Regions from separate parts of the Homo sapiens genome. Here region 2 is linked to region 1. A link is a contact called in ENCODE Hi-C or POLR2A ChIA-PET data. All regions are on one chromosome and are shown on one strand. The core of a region is the stretch at or near the end of the contact, and the rest is flanking DNA. Distances in the headings are between cores, read along the strand shown. Region 1 has its middle 23 kb from the start of EDN1. Region 2 has its middle 18 kb from the start of LINC02530.

Region 1 (5,256 bases), core at 1,969-4,468:
GGAAAAGTAACAATCAAATCTACTGTGCTACTGATGAACAAAAGTCACATGAGTTGGACTCACCTTTGGGTCCCCGAATCTGTAGTCCGGAACACAGAGGGCTCCAGCTGCCTAGATACCCCTGTGGAATAACAGAGCTCTGAAGTGAGGCCCAAGCTATTCAAGTTATTGCACCCAACAGAGGGAGTCCTTGTAAGGAGAATGGGGTAAGAAAGGGAGCCTGGTCAGCACAAATGTATCAGGAAAGTGGCTCAAGTGCAGTAAAATGACTAAGAGTATGGTCATTGTATTCAGATATACCTGGATTCAAATCATGGCTCCACTGCTTATAAGCCCCTTGGGAAGCTATTTTACCTTCCCAAGTCTCCATCTATTCATCTATAATATGGAGATAATAATACCTACCACACAGTGTGATTGTAGATTACCATTCCATATGAAACTCTGGAGACCGGCCCTTTATTCATCACACAAACCCTTCACCATATGACCCTAACTTACTTTTCCTGTTTTTGTTTGTTTGTTTGTTTGTTTGTTTGAGACAGGGTCTCTCTCTGTTGCCCAGGCTGGACTGCAGTGGCATGAACACAGCTCACTACAGGCTCGACCTCTTGGGCTCAAGCGATCCTCCCACCTCAGCCTCCTGAGTAGCTGGGACTACAGGTGCACACCACCATGCCCAGCTAATTTTTTTATTTTTTGTAGAGATGCGTCTCACTTTGTTACCCAGGCTGGTCTCAAACTCCTGGCCTCAAATAATCCTTCTGCCTCGATCTCCCAAAGTGCTGGGATTACAGGTGTGAGCCACCATGCCCAGCCCTCCTGTTTTATCTTCACCCTACATTGGTACTATCGTAGGGGAACATTTCTCAAATTTTGTGTGCAACAGAGTTAACCTAGAAAAATTGATAAAATGAAGATTCCCAGGTCACAAACCCCAGAAATTAAGACCTAGTAAATGATAGAACCTAGAAATCTTTGTTTTAGCAAGAACCCAGGTGGTTCAGACATAGGTGTTTTTTAGATTATGTTTAATTTTAAAAATATACCACGTGAGCAGCCGGGCGCAGTGGCGCATGCCTGTAATCCCAGCATTTTGGGAGGCCGAGGTGGGCAGATCACGAGGTCAGGAGATAGAGATCATTCTGGCCAACATGGTGAAACCCCGTCTCTACTAAAAATACAAAAATTAGCTGGGCGTGGTGGCGCACACCTGTAGTCTCAGCTACTCAGGAGGCTGAGGCAGGAGAATCGCTTGAACCCGGGAGGTGGAGGTTGCAGAGCTGAGATCACGCTACTGTTCTCCAGCCTGGTGCCAGAATGAGACTCCATCTCAAATGTATATATACACACGTATATATACATATAAGTGTATATATATGTATATATGTGTATATATACATATATTACATATATAACATAACACATATATTACCTCTATAACATACATATTACATATATATTACATAGATGTTACATATATTATATATACACGTATACATATATCTATATATACACGTATATATAGATATATATAAAATGTTAGCTATTCCTCACCCTGGCTGTGAACTTTCGTTTCTCTCCACCCAGGCTTTTGAAATGCCACTTTCTCATAGAAGAATGGCTTTTCTTCAAGGTTCTGCTGGTGAGCTGTTTTTTAAATGTGTTCTCTTCTGTGAGGCTTTCCTGGACTTCTCAAGGCAAAAAGGCTTTGTGGTCTCTCCTCTGGTATTTGTTAACAAGTCTGATTCCCCACTTGACAGAGAGCTCTTGTAGGGGAGGCACGGCATCTTTTTTTTATCTCTGTGTTCTCAGCATCCAGAGAAGGCACGCTTTGAATGTCTGTTAATTGAGATGACAATCCCAACCCCATATTGCAAGGAGAATGATTGGAATCTCTCCCATACTTGGCTTTAAAGTCATCTACAAGCCTGAACTGAGAGTCTTAGAGACTTTCAGGCCAGAAGGTACTAAGAGGTTTGTCAAGTCACAGACTGAAGAAAATATTTGCAATACATATATCTGATAAAAGACTGGGCATCTCTCTGGAATATCAGTTTCTAAGAAATGGTGCTAACACATCCTTATAATAAATCAGAAAAACGGTGCCTGGTAACTCAGGTTTCCACATGCAACTCCTTTCATTACTGGAAATAAAAATTGTTTTACTTTGACCAAAGTAGATGATGTCTTCCAGTATAAAAAAAAAAAAAACACTCCTCCCCAGCATCAACCTACCTCTGTTGTTTTTGTACATGAATATGTTATTAGCAGCAATGACAGACGGCTAACATCTGAGTCCAGCCACTTGACAATCATTCGAAGTCAGCAGGAACAGACGTGCTGAAATAAAAAAAGACGAGATGAAGTGCTCTACCTAGGGAACACCGCCTTGCAATATATACGTGTCACTGACCTCTACTTAGGAATGTGAGTGCAAATTGTCCTCTGGCTATGGGCAACAACATAAGCCACGAAATGAAAGAGCTCCAAATAAATTAAAATGATAAATTTAGCGATTTAGTGTGAACATAAAAAGCTTTACAACTTCACGAATTAAAAAAACAGTTTCAATGTTAGAAGTCAAGAGAGCAGCTCCCTTTAGGGGGTGGGGTGGTAGTGGGCAGAGGAGAGCCTGGGGGACTTCTGTCTTCTGTTTCTTGGTCTGGGTGCTGAGAACATAGGCGTGTTCACTTTGGAGGAATGCTCCAAGCTGCACATCAAGATATATGCTCTTTCCCGTATGTGTTATGTTTCAAAAAAGCTTACCCCTTCCTCCTCTCAAAAAGCATTTTTTCCCTTTCATTTTTTTATTTCTTCTTCTTCTTCTCTCTCTCTCTTTTTTTTTAACTAGATACACGCTGAACAAACAAAATATGCAAAGAATAATAGTTTGAAGGGGTGCCAGCATGCTAGCGTGCCTCTGGAAGCGTACATGCCTTGGTCTGGACTGGGCATCAGATGTGCATTTTCACTTGATGTAATTCATTTCCTTGTTCCATGACCCAGCTTTCCTCTTTGGGGTAAAGGCCCGTCCAGCATTTTTCTTGGACAAGGTCTCCACCTTTGCTGCATCCAGGGAGACTCCTTCAGTGCCACGGTCCTGCCTCAGGTTAGTTTCCTTGTACGTGTTGCCTGGCTTTGTCAGGTCTTAATGCCATCCTGAAGCTGGTAAAATGAGCCAAGTGACTTCATCTCTCATGGCACACCTTGAGGACATTACTTGGGCACAAGCCAATTCACTGCTCACAGCCCGAGAGACATTTTTTTCCCATGAGCTAGCTCCTCTCCTCCTCTCTCACAAATAACTTCCTCTATGGGAAAGGACACATCAGAGAACAAGGAGCATTGTAACGGGTGAGAAATATGCTTGACATGGGGAAGGAGATGCCGTCCTCACTCCCTCCTTCCCCACCCTCCCACACTCATCTGTCAACTCTAATTTCTCACTAATGCTTGGGTTTCACTCTAAGCTCCCTTTGCTTGCTCGTGCCCACCAACAGAAATATCCAGGAAAAGAAAGAGCATCAGGAATGACTGGCCTGTGTGCAAGCAATTCCTTGTTGTTGCTGACTGCCTTCTGCAGCTTGGCGAATTTGACTCTTGGAATGCACGGACAGAAGTAGCATTTTTCTCTCCACCAGAAGTCTGACACTGACCATGTCAATGAGCGTCAATTGGCAGTACGTGTGTGTTGGTTGACCCTTTACATCAAGACCAAGCTAAGCATTTGCTTTCCTTTGGTCAATTCCACTGGTCCTTCCTTTTGGTCAATCCCATCGCTCTCTGACCCAGGGCCAGAGGAACATAGCATTTCTCCTAACTTGGACAATGTTGCAACACCAAAAAGGCTTGTACTGAAGTACGGAGGAGGTAGATGTGAAGAGTCATCCTTTTGTCAGATTGCAAAGGTGTTGCAGCCCATTAGTTTCAGGATGTTTTTATTTTGTTCCCTTCCAGTAAATGTTTTCAGAGATTTTGCCTCGGGTTTTTAAAGATGTTTTATAAGTTATGGGTCTCTTTAAAATTTTTAATCATCTTAATGAGGTATAATTTATATACAATAAAATGCCTAGACAGTGATCCCATTTGATGGATTTTACAATTATATATACCCATCCAAACCAAGATAGAAAACACCTCCTTCACCCAGAAAACCCCTCATTTCCTTTTCCAGTCAGTTCCCTCACACACACTCACTCCTGCCCTACCCCCAGCCCCACTAGAGCCTAGGAGAAGTCACTGTTCTGATTTCTTTCACCATAAGTTAGCTTTGCTTCTATAAAATGTAGCACCTCAGTATATATTCTTTTAGGTCTTGCTAATTTTGCTCAACATAATGTTTTTGAGATTTGTTCATGTTATTGCCTTTGTCAGCAGTTTGTTCTACTTTATTGCTGAGTAATATTCCATTGTACAAATATATGACAATACATTTATCAATTCTCCTGTATGAGTACAATGGAATTGTTTCTATTTGGAGCTGTTACTAAGAGTGCTGTGAGCACTCTTGTAAAAGTCTTTTTTATGTTCTTTTTTTCCATTTCTCTTGCATAAATATCTGAGAGTAGAATTGCGGGGCCATAAGTAGGTTTATGGTTAACTTTATATGAAAGTTCCAAAATTTTTCCAAACTGGTTATACCATTCTTATATTCTTACCAGCAGTGCCTGGGATATCGAATTGCTTCATGCTTGGTATTGTCAATATTTTTATTTTACTTAGTCCAACATTTGGTATTATCACAGTTTATTTACTTCAGCTATGATGATTTGTGTGAAATGCCATTTCACTGTGGCATTAGTTGGCATTTCCCTGATGATCTACGGTGTTGAGCTTACTGGCCATTCGTTCTTCCTATGTGATAGGCACGTTCATGTATTTTGCCTGTTTTTACAAATTGACTTTTTTGTGTTTTTATTGTTGGTTTTTAAGAGTTCTCTATACATCCTGGATATGAGTCCTTTATTAGACATATGTATTGCATAGGTATTTTCCAGTTTGTAGCTTGAGAATTTATTTTTTAATGATGGCTTCTGATGAACAGAAATTATTAATATTTATGAAGTCTGACATCATTTTTTTTAAATTACTCCTTTTTATGTCCTGCTTAAGACATCTTTGTCTTCCCAAATGTTGTGCTATATTCTCAAGGTTCCTCTTAGAGACTTTAGGTTTTTAGTCTTTATGTTTTTGTCTATGATCCATATCAAATTAATTTTTGTGCACGGTATAAGGCGGGGGGTGGTCAAGACT
Region 2 (5,256 bases), core at 736-3,235, 290 kb after region 1:
TCAGAAGCACATGAGGAGGTGAGTGAGATGAGGTGAGAACATGAGGATATCTGGAGAAAGAGTAACCCAGGCAGAGAAAACAAAGGCATGGGAGTCTTGAGATGCAAAAGTAACTGTGTTCAGGGAACAGTGCAAAGGCCAGCATGGCTGCATGGCGGAAAATAGTGAGTTAGCAGGGGGCGAGATGTATACAGCCTTGGAGCCTATTGAAAGGATTTGCTTCTCTGAGGGAGATGAGAGCCACTGGAGCATTTGATGCAGAGGAGGAAAATGGTCTAACTTGCATCTTGAAGTATCCCTCTGGTTGCTGTTTTGAGAATAGATTTGTGGGGAGATGCCCAGGTGGAAGCCGTTAGGAGGCAGTTGCAGTAGTGCAGTTAGTGACCCAGACCAGGGAGGTGGCAATGGAAGCAATGAGAAGTAGTCAGACGCTGGATATATGTCACAAATAGAGACCTCACAGGACTTCCTATTGGAATGAATTGGGAGCGTTAGAGAAAGAAAGAAGCCAAGATTGACAGCAAGGTGTTTGTCCTGGCAAGTGGAAGAATGTACTGGCCATTACAACTCCATTGGTGACACTAGCTCAATTTGGGGGGAACTTAAAGCAAATAATTTAACATGATCTCTTTATCTGCCTTTGTTATGTATCTTTCTAAATCATAAAATGGGAATACTCAACTGAGAATTTTTTAAGACCTTAATTGAAAGATGCTATCTAATAAAATTTTTTCTTGTGTCTGTTACATTAAAAGGCTTGTTTGATTCTAATAAAATATCTATGATATAAAACATGTCTACAAGAAAGGTTAACAAGAAAGAAATGATAGAATATTATTACTCAGGTTTTCTAAGTGAAGAAACTGAGGTCCTGAGAAATTGACATGCACAAAGATGCAGTTCTTCAGATTTCTTCTTCAGAGTACTCTCTAGCATAACCATTACCTCTCTGACAACAGTAAGCCCCATCCATGGTACTTTTTATAATGATTTTTCTCCAGAAAGGCTCTTCGTTTTAATAGCTAATGAACCCGTCAACTAGAGAATATTGATTGTTATATAGGACACAATCTATTACCAGGTTTCCTCTTTCTTTTCCTTTAAATCCTGTTTTCCCACCTTTCAAGTTGAAAAGAGTCTCTAATCTAGGACTTTTATTGTTCCTTATATATAAGTTAAAATGTGAAGAATGACTTGAAATGCAAATGCTACTTTAACATCTTTCCAGCAAATACTACTTCTTGTACTAATGCTAGAGAGTGTGAGATAAATAAATTGGAATTCAATTTTTCCTTCTTCTCAACTCTCTCTGTCATTTTAGAACATTGTGAAAGGCAGCAAGCTATGCTAGAAGATAAAGCTTATAACAATTTTTATTTCCTCTGTTGTGGCCCCCCCACCGCCTTCCCCCACCAAAAAATCTTAACTGTTTGTTTTATAGTCTTCTCTGCTCTCAGGGGATTTGAGGTATGCAAAGCTTTGGCTGAGATTGGAAAGAAACAGCTCAGAGGTGGGGACTGCTGCTTAAAATGTTCCTTTGTTTCATTTTTTTTTCCTGTTATTGTATATGAAACTTTGAAACTATCCTGACTTTCCATTCCAAAGGCACAGGCCAGGACAGGTGCCAATCGCAGCGACCATTTGGTGGAGGGGTATACATGATGATTGGTTTTTATGGGGGCTCAGAGTGAAAGCAGAGGGGATCCTCAGAAGGTTTCATTATGAGATTAAGATGTTGGCCTTGTTAGGGTAAACTGTAATCCCCCGTCACCTTTTGGTGAGCGGGATCCTGTGAGAACATTCTACAAGGGAGATCTTCAGGTTTAATACCAACAAGCACAATGCAGGGTCCTAGCAGCCCAAGAACTGAGTGGAAACTCCAGGGCTGGGGATGCTAAACTCCATCTGTGTTGACTTGCTTTGTAACCTGAGGCAAGTGTCTTTAAATTCCCTCAGCCTCCACTTCTTCATCTAAGTCAGGCTTGCCACAGGCAGAGGTATTATGTAAATACATAGATACTATCAATCCTTGGGGAAAAAAAAAAATGCTTTGTTGAGCCAGCAGAGCTCTCTACTGCTTAAAGCAGGGTGTGAATAAGAGCTCCTGGGTCTTTCACCAAATCGCTGAACATGTTCCGAGATGCTGTAGAAAAGGTGCTTTCATGGCTTTAGACACAGTACACAACCGCTGCTCAGATTGAGTAGTATCTTTTTAATGGCAGGGTTGGGAAGGTGTGTTTTATTTTTCTTTTGGATAAGTCACTTGGAAGTGATGGACTTATGGGTCTGCTGGCCTGGCCATTTGACTATGTCGAACAGCAATCCCACCTTTAACTTGTTAGATCCATTTTCCATACTCCCCTCTATTCTCTCTCCCCTCCCAAATACACACACACACACACATACACACACACACACACACACAACTCTGCATTTGCTTGACCTGTAGAGTATGATTTGAGGGATGCCAAAGTGCTTCCTGTTGCCACATATATGCATTCCGAAACTTTTCTCCTGTTACAACACTCAAACCTGTTGTTTAAATAGAAAATAAGAGTCAAGCATACCCCATTGTTGTTAATGGGATCCGATCTGTGTCTACCAGTGTGGGCTCTGGGTTTGAATCTCAGCCTTGTCACTCAGCTTTGTGAATTCTCTGAGCCTTGATTTTATCTTCTGTAAAATGGTAGCAGTAATGGTACAGCCCTCATAGGGTTGCTGTGCAAAGTAAAGATGATAATGATGCAAAATCCTTGGAATATTGCCTGATGCATAATAAACACATAGTAGACACAGCTGCTGAGGTTATTATTGAAATGGTACAGCGGAAAGAAATGGTACGGAGGAAGGTAAATCAGGATGGCGTAATGGGATAGAGCAAACCATAGACTTGTACTAACCATTTATGAGCATTGAAGTTAACTTTTATTCTGCTTCTGCTGATGGCAAAATTTAGGCAGGCTTGCCAGAGCTGCCTTGTCCTGTAAGACAAAGACTAGCCTAACCAGTTCTTGCTAATAACTGGAGTGACCTCTAGTGGTTCTGATTTTTTTCATAGTGGAAAACACAAAACAAACCAGACTCACCCAAACCGTACACTATTTTGCTTGTACACCCAAAATTCAGAAGCTGATTAAATGGACACTAGTCTAGTGTTTAATTGAATTGACTGATTTATTAATAGAAGCCTTATTTCTACCAGACAGTTTCAAGAATCCCTTCCGAGTATGACCACACCCTCACTTCCATTTGGCCTTCTCTCCATTATTACTGAGTTGGGGGAGTAATTTATTAGCATTCAATTAAACTGTATAGATGTATTTAAAACATATATGATGCTTCCCATAGGCAAGACACTGTGCTAGGCAAAAAATAACGTATCAAGATGAAATATGGACAGACCCCTTTGAAAATACTAAAAAAGTACCTACTTTTAAACTGTACTAAAATAGATGTCGACACAAAGAATTACCACCATCTTATGCCTTACGGCATAAGCAACTTTGAAAAAGGCAACTTTGCTTTTTCTGCTGTGGGAAGAAACAGATCCCCTCAGAATAAAACAAAATAAAGCATGCATATCCATTGATACACAAGAGAATTCTCATCCATGGGCTGGGAGGTTTGGCCGAGAGTAGAGCCAGGTAGCAAAGGAGAAATGTACCCTGCTATGGTTTAAAAAAGAAAAATCAACATTAAATAAGGTAAAATTCAAAATTCAAAAATTAATTAAAGAAGTCATTTTAAATGTGTTTATTCTGCAACCATACATCATTTATGTTCTAGGTAATTCTATCTTCAAATAAATGTACTCCTCTTTACAAAAGCAACGCATTAAATATGCAAGTGAAAATGAAAACTTTTTATACCTTTATATAATTTTTATATAAATAAAACCACAAGTTATTTATATTACCAAATTCTATTATACATTGTAGAATATTAGTAAAGTACATATGGCCTATGCATAAAAAATAAGAGTCCCAAAGAAAATACTAGTGTCCTGATATAAGGCCCATACTCTGATTTTTTTTTTTACTTGATGAGTATTTGAGAGTGGAAAATATTTTTAGCTATCCATGCAAAGTGCAATTGTCTCTTATTTTTCCACTTGTACTTCATGAAGACCTTTGGTGATATCTAGTTGACAGGCTAATAGCCTTACCACAAAGAGCTATTTAGACTTGGCAGAAATTTAGAAATTCCTGAAGCCTAAATCAATTTAAAAACCTAAAAACAAATTCACAAAACTTCAAATTCTGCCCTGGCACAACTTTATTTGGTAATAGCGTGTAGGGGGATTCATTCCAAACACAATGTCTTCTAACACTGGAATTTTCCTGAAGCACCAGGTTTCATCATTGGGAATTCTGTTCCACTTCTTTTTAGGGTTCCTATTTAGTGTCATTTATGTTCAGCTTATGCCCTGGGAGTACAGAAATAGCCAGTTGAGAGTATATAAAGTGTCCTGTTTTTAAAACTTATTTTTAAATTTGTTTTTATTCTTTTAAAATTATTTATTTCTTTATTTGCTTTCTTATTCTTCTTTATTTTTATTATATTTATGATTTATCTTATTTATCTTTAGCTGGTCATCAGTTTAAATAAATCTTAAAATGTTCCACATCTTAAAGATGTTGACTTCTCCAAGGTGGGGCTGGGTCTGATTAGGAGTTAAAACTGAGTGGAAAAAACAATTCACAAAGACATATTACAGGAAACATTTATAGGAAAAAAACTGAAAATTAGAATGTCATGTGCACCAATACAGTATGATGGTCTTTAAATTCTCATTGTCAAATCTTATTTGGTTCTATATTTAATATTTAAAACTATATTGACAATCTATTATTAGTCTTTCATAAGAAATTAATATTCTTAGAAAACATTCAGTGGTGCTTTGCACACAGTTGAACATCTTATACTTTTTTCAGCATTTTTACTCAAGCATTGGGCTGATAGTATTAATAAATATTGCTATTAATTATTTGAACTTAAATATTACCACTTAAAACAACTATAAACATGTTTAAAACAAAAAAAAGAGATTGGTTGAAAATACAGATTTAGAGTTAACCCTTCATGATAAATGAGAGAAGCTATGATATCTGGGTGTCTACCTTTGACTTCAGAGATGTAACAAAACTGGATACGGTATTAGGGCCATTGGGTGATAACTGCTCCAGGACGTTTTAAAGAAAGTAAAGTTAGCTTTAAGCAGCTTCACACGATTTTGGGGGATGCAATAGTGATTCA

Evidence for each region. A loop is a pair of places that touch in the nucleus more often than their neighbours do. ChIA-PET counts read pairs that join two places held with the same protein, here RNA polymerase II (POLR2A). Pooled maps may share reads with other maps.
Region 2: a loop to region 1 is called in a map of Panc1, with 4 times the contacts of the local background. The contact joins two enhancer-like sites. A Hi-C loop is called at or near these places in 13 of 168 maps with a recorded cell type or tissue (Calu3, GM11168, MCF 10A and 9 more), 1 of 37 single-sample maps with no recorded cell type and 11 of 50 pooled maps. POLR2A ChIA-PET finds 5 or more read pairs at or near these places in 5 of 52 experiments (A549, HEK293, HEK293T and 2 more).

Annotation. Positions count from the first base shown.
Region 1 is chr6:12,311,118-12,316,373 of GRCh38, forward strand. No RefSeq gene overlaps it. Among named protein-coding and RNA genes, the nearest start is that of EDN1, 23 kb to the left of the region's middle. Within about 2 kb of position 3,219, at least 9 of the 41 ENCODE cell types and tissues checked have a DNase peak (open chromatin) inside an H3K27ac peak, as active enhancers do; they include Panc1 and endothelial cell of umbilical vein, where a contact is called at or near this core.
Region 2 is chr6:12,600,571-12,605,826 of GRCh38, forward strand. No RefSeq gene overlaps it. Among named protein-coding and RNA genes, the nearest start is that of LINC02530, 18 kb to the left of the region's middle. RefSeq lists a silencer at 5,227-5,256. Within about 2 kb of position 1,986, at least 3 of the 41 ENCODE cell types and tissues checked have a DNase peak (open chromatin) inside an H3K27ac peak, as active enhancers do; they include Panc1 and endothelial cell of umbilical vein, where a contact is called at or near this core.